2 separate regions of the Mus musculus genome follow, and region 2 is linked to region 1. The links are chromatin loops, found by intact Hi-C in ENCODE. Cell type or tissue: heart. All regions are shown on one strand. Each heading gives the region's core, and the rest is flanking DNA. Links, peaks and the distances in the headings are about the cores only. Region 1 holds the start of Exoc1 (exocyst complex component 1). Region 2 holds the start of Clock (circadian locomotor output cycles kaput).

The links. Hi-C counts contacts between places; a loop is a spot of excess contacts. Peaks named below come from ENCODE experiments on the same cell type or tissue, not always from the same donor. Only the 100,000 strongest peaks of a DNase experiment are listed, where the experiment ranks them.
Region 2: it touches region 1 in a loop (5-fold over the local background); 16 of 42 quality-filtered maps call a loop at or near these places.

What each region holds. Positions count from the first base shown.
Region 1 is chr5:76,527,880-76,530,785 of GRCm38, forward strand. It overlaps Exoc1 (exocyst complex component 1), which reads left to right and starts at 1,432. Exons shown (of 19, transcript NM_001289770.1): 1 at 1,432-1,583. In heart, for the core only: no CTCF peak of the experiment used is centred there; a DNase peak (open chromatin) is centred at 1,382; H3K4me3 peaks cover 1,545 bases; H3K27ac peaks cover 803 bases.
Region 2 is chr5:76,303,524-76,306,429 of GRCm38, forward strand. It overlaps Clock (circadian locomotor output cycles kaput), which reads right to left and starts at 1,269. Exons shown (of 23, transcript NM_001289826.1): 1 at 1,132-1,269. It overlaps Gm7467 (predicted gene 7467), which reads left to right and starts at 1,353. Exons shown (of 1, transcript NR_152171.1): 1 at 1,353-2,004. In heart, for the core only: no CTCF peak of the experiment used is centred there; DNase peaks (open chromatin) are centred at 428, 758 and 1,278; H3K4me3 peaks cover 2,396 bases; H3K27ac peaks cover 1,933 bases.

The DNA of each region.
Region 1 (2,906 bases), core at 186-2,685:
CCTAGGTCTCCCAAAATTTTATCTTAAGATAAACGGTGCAAATACTGTGCACAGCTCATCTGTCATATTCTTAAGAAATTCATGCCGAGCGGTGGTGGTGCACACCTTTAATCCCAGCACTTGGGAGGAAGAGGCAGGTGGATTTCTGAGTTCGAGGCCAGCTTGGTCTACAAAGTGAGCTCCAGGACAGCCAGGGCTACACAGAGAAACCCTGTCTCGAAAAACAAAACAACAACAACAACAAAAAATTCATCCTATGTGCCTAGTCCTGCAGTGACTTGATGTCACAGGGTGGGTTGGTATCCAAGAAGGTCTCCACCCCACCCCTTCTCAGAAGAGAAGGGAAGCAGAGAATGAGGGAGAGGCTGGGAAGGAGGGTGAGAATTGGAAGGAGGGGTAGGCTAAGATCCACATGCAAAGTAAATAAATAAATGGAAAAAAAACAGCAAAGAAAAAAAGAAGAAAGAAAACCATCCTGGTAGAGTATGTTATCCTAACTTCGCAATCACCTTTTCTAGTCCTACCTCATTGCGAACTCCTTCAGTATAAAAAAATTGAATGGCTTTTTTTAATTTTTATTTTTTAACCTGGAAATCAAAATTTGCAGCACTCAATCCCTGCCAGGGATGCGGCCTAAATGAATCACTTGTCTTATAGCTCGAACTCTCGGCATCATTTATGTTTCTCACACTGAAACAAGCAAGCATCACCTTTAAAACAAAGATTCTATTTCAGTATCTGATGTGAGGTGGCATGGGTGAAGTTTCTAAAAAAACACCCAAGAAGAAGGTCTGTGCAGTCAGGGTAGAGTATGAAGTGGGTAAATGACCAAAGCTGTTTATGGGAATTAAGTGTCCAGAACTTAAGGGTACTAGTGACATCTATCCCAGAGAATCTGACTTAACTCACTAAAGTTCTTCCAAGAATCTAGTTAGCAGGGTTTTACATATGCACAGGAGAGAACATTTAATGCGCTCTCAAATGAGTTGCTACAAATATTAGAATGGGTACGTCTACAAAAAGGAAACATCACCATTATCAACTCCTCAAATCAGCCTATGCTAACAGTTCTCAACATTCCTAATGCTGCAACCTTTTAATACCTTTCCTCATGTTGCAGTGGGTCCCAACTATTAAATTATTTAATTTCTACTTTAAAACTGTAATTTTGCTACTGTTATCAATTGTAATGCAAATATCTGATATATTGGATATCTGCTATATGACCACTATGAAGGAAGGGGTCGTTTGACCCGCAGGTTGAGAATCACTGGCCTATGTGCTTGCAAGCCCCGCCCCTGTCTTTTCCACGCCCACAGTCCGCCTCTGCCCCATCCATCAAAGCGCTGTTCCGCCTCCTCCAAGTCCATTGGCCAATCTGTTTTTCCTCTACTGTCTCCATTTCCGGCTCCACAGGGTCAACTTCCGGTGCAGAGAGACACGTGACCGGATACGGGAAGTGGCGGGTTCTGGCCGCTGCTTTTCCCTGTTCAATGAAAAGTGCTTCAAAGCTGCTATTGCTGCCGGCGCCCTTCCTGAGTCCGTCTTGGAGCACCAACCTCGGCCGGCCGGCTGGCCTCGCGGTAAGCTTCCGGCCGGGGACCTGCGGTCTTGGAGGTGGTAGCCTAAGTGGAGGCAGTGTTGCATCCGCGCCGGGTCGGCCACTCCCCAGTGACCCGGCCCACCCACCCTGCTCCACTTCGGGGCTGCAGAACCCGGGCTGCGTCCTTCCTTAGCCGGTGCTGTCCGGGGCTCTGGGAAAAGGCGGAGCCGGGAGGCAGCCAAGTCTCTGTCCACAGTTCCGCCCATCCGGGACAGATTTCATTTTTGTCCTACTAGCGTGGCCTGGAAGAGAAAGACGTGACCTGGGCTTCTGCTGGTCCGAATCAATATAACATGTCCTTATAAATCTTCTAAGTGCATTGCCCAGCCTCTGAACAGTTTTTTTTTCTGGATGACATGTCTCCGAGTTGAGATGTCACTGCAGTACATGGGCCCAACCCACTAAGGCACTAGCATGGACACACAGTGTAACGATGGCCCTATTAAGCTGAAGGAAGTATGTATGTACACAATGAACCGAGGTTAGCTGCCTCTGTAACGGGCAGCCTTGAGGTTTTAGAAGGCGAAGATCTAAAGAGAACCCAGAATATGGGCGTGGTTTTTAGACCTGGGAAATAGTTGTGAAGGCCACTATTAATAATACTGGCATAATGTAAAGTTCAGTATAAACACTGGAGAATTCATCTCTAGATCCAAAGAAGACTGACTATCACAATGCTACGTCAACCCGTTCATGTCTTAAAGATTCTCCATTATACCCCAGAGTGCTGCCTGGCACTTAGTGAATAGCAATATTTATATTAGCAATATAATATAGCAATATAGTAGCAATGCTTATGTCTAATTCCTTCATGAGTTATGACCAGCCCTCTGCTGTTTTTACCGTTTACCATGTACTATGGTGAATATTGGCCATTGCTAATGGTTCTTTTGGCCAGCTTTTACTATTGCAATCAAGCAGGTTACGCCAAGAGCTTGTTAGTGAGTACCCAACACACAAACCTGTGATAGAGCACCCCTCCTCCTCCTACTACTCAAGAGATGGCTGTGGAGATCTAGGAGATGACACTCATGTCCCCATTAGATAGCAAGCATTTGCCTCGTAAATACAGTAAGGGCTCTATACATTTACATGAAAAGAGCCGTGTGGATTGAGACTTTCATTGAGTCAACTAAATACAAATGGAGAAATGTAGGTTTGAATAAGGAAAAGATAGTGGTATGCCCTGCATGGGAAAGTGCTTAAGCAAAGAAAGAACAGAGTGTTCTGAGTGCAAGGCATGTCTTGAGAAAGCTGGGTTGCTGTTGACCAGGTGTGTGGTAGAATGAGAACTGCTTTAAAG
Region 2 (2,906 bases), core at 119-2,618, 220 kb before region 1:
TCTGTTGTTTTTAAAGCATCTAGAAAGGCTTCATGCAGTGTGTGGTTCGGCATTGCAATATCAAAACACCACGGCCTGATCTGTCATCTGTCAGGTCAGAGGCCAAAGCTCTTCCTTCATCTTTCAGGATTCTGCTGACTACCTCGGACTTCCACAGCGGCAGAAAACACCCCACAAAGATACAAACTTCGTGGCGCTACTCCCGGTACCGGGACAGCCAGGACCACATCCAGGACGGCCAGCCCCACAGGCAGAGCGCGGCCCGGCGCGGCGCACGCGACTCGAGTCGGACACCCGGGGCCCAGAGCAGCCCGCGGCCCGAGCCCCGGAACCAGGACCATTAACGGAACCAGCCCTGGGCGGCGGCGGCCGCCGCTCGGACTGCGGATCCCGGCGCGCGCCGGCCGCCGCGAGGGCGGGGGCTCCGCGGAGGAGCTGGCCGCCCCAGCGCCCCATTGGGCGCCGCTCCAAACGTGCCCGAGTGGTGACAGGAATAAAGTGGGTCACAAGGCCTAGCGGGTCCCGGGCGCGAGCGCTCTCGGCGGCCGACTCGGCCTGCCCCGCGCTAACCCCGCGCCCAGTCTCAAGCGCGACGCGGCCCCGGAACCCCCGGGGCCCGCGGGACCCACCGCGCCCCCCTGCCCTGCAGGTAACCCCCAGCGGCCCCGGGACACTTGGCGCAGGCCCGGCTGAGCGCGACTCTCCAGAGCTCCGCGCTCTCCGCGTCCCCGGACCCCGGCCGCAGCTCCTGCCTCCCGGCCTGGCCCGCACCCCCTTGGCGCCCCGCGCCCTGTTCCCTGCCCCGGTCCCACACACTGCCCCCCGCGCCCTCCCGCGTCCTCACCGTGCCTGAGGCTCCGGCTTCCTCCCTCCCCCGCCCGGGACTCTGCCCGCGGCGGCTCGCGACAGCCGAGCGGCGACAGCCGGGACACGCCACGGCTCCGGGAGCCGGCAGCACCAGGGGCGGCGAGTGCGCGCCCCCGACCCACCCCTCAAAATTCACCGCTACCGCCGCGCTCCTCCCCCTCCCGGCCTTCCCCTCCTCCACGGAACCCGGGAGCACGCATGCGCCACCCAGGCCAGCCGCCCGCCGCGCGCCGGGCCGAGGCCCACCCGGTGGGGCGCACTCACCGGGAGCGCGTGCGCGGCGGCGGCCAGATTTCCTTCGCGCTCTCGCCGTCCGGGGTTTCCTCTCTCCAGCCGGTAGCCGCCAGCCGAGTCCGTGATTGCGCTGCCTCCCGGCGCATGCGTCGTGGGCGCGGGGCTCCGCGGCCGGCCAGGCTCTGCACTCGCCCCTCCCCTCGCGGCCGCCTTCCCTCAGCGCGCCGGGCGCGCATGCGACTTTCCCCGTTAGGCAGCCCCGAAGCCGCGCCTGGGGATCCCGGGCACCCGAGGAAATCCCACTCTTGCAGGCCGGCGTGAGCTCGTTCCACGGCCGCCGAGGGAAGCCGGGATGCCCCGAGGCCCCCTTCCCTTCGCAGGCCGGGAGGCGGGGCCTAGCGGAGGGTGCGGCCGCCCGCAGCGCCCTGGGCGGCTCGCGGTTCCCCGGGATGCGGCGCTCCCAACCAGTGGGAGCCGCCGCCTGGAATGGTGCCTCTGTCCCCGGGAAAGCAGAGAGCTTGGCCTACGCCAAGTTAGACTTCTCCAGCCCAGTGCTCGGTTTCCTCTCCTGGAGGTTCGTGGGATGCCTGGGACTCGGTTTCCCGGCTCCTAGAGACACGCTAGGCTGGCTGCTCCCCGAGATGGACCTGGACGACCCAAGTGACCTCGGCTGTAGCCAGGGAAGCAAAAGGTCGGGATGTGTTTGCTCCTTTTATGAAAAGGCAGGAGGCACTGCAAAAGATGAGCATGGCGCTACGGATGAACCAGGACCCTAGTTTACACTGGTTTCTTAGCTACTGCACCCGAATTACTGGGAAAGAAGCTAATTCATAGCAATTTCTTTTAAAAATCAACTCGTACAGCAAACAGAAGGCAATAAATAAACCTATACTCTTTAGCTCCAAAAATCCTGTCTACAAGGTAATGTTTGTCTCAATAAGAATTAAGTTCTTGGTGTATATTCAGGAAAGAAAAAAAAAAAAAACCAACTTCAAAACTAGGAATTAGCTGCGATCCCCCCCCCCCCCCCCCAGCAATGTGAACTAGGAGGAGAATCCTCAAATTCCTGGCTACGTAGCCAGAACCCTGCCAGGAGAATCTTTCCTTGGCAGTCTTTGTACCGTTTCGCCATCGAAAGGCACAGTTTCTGCTGTCCTAATCCATCTGCTGCTCGCTTAGGTTCACGTCCTTTGAACCCACCCATTCTCCACTCTGTCCTTGTGGTCCAGGCAGGACACTGTGGAGGAGGAAACCTTGGGTTCTCTGTCTCAGGCTGGCAATTACTGCCAAGAAGATTGTTTCCCAGTGAACCTGATACTGAAAGAAAATAATCTTTTCTTGTGTGACTAATGAAAGAGCAGGCACCACGAAGGGAAAAACCAGAAAACAGATTAAAACATGGTGATATAGCCTAGATGCATGAGCGCTGAAATCGATGTGGGCTAGATTCCTTTGGAAAGTTCAGTTAAAGTAATCAATAAACTCGTGAATGTGTTTGTTTTATTGCTTAAAACCAATAAGAGCTTTTCTGCCATCTACAAGTTAGTGTCTTGATCACTGGTAGTAAAAAAGGGGCAGGAGGTAAGGGTACTGAGGCTGGTAAATAGGTTGCAGCCAAATGAATTTGAATGCTTTCCCTGGGTCAAATGTTTTGGCTTTATTCATTCTCTTTTTCTATTATAGTTCCTCTAGTGTGTGTATACACACTATATACATATATAATATATATACATATATATATATATATATATATCAAAATGACCTTTGCCCCCTTTAATGGTTTCATTGTCCTCTTAGTCACCTGT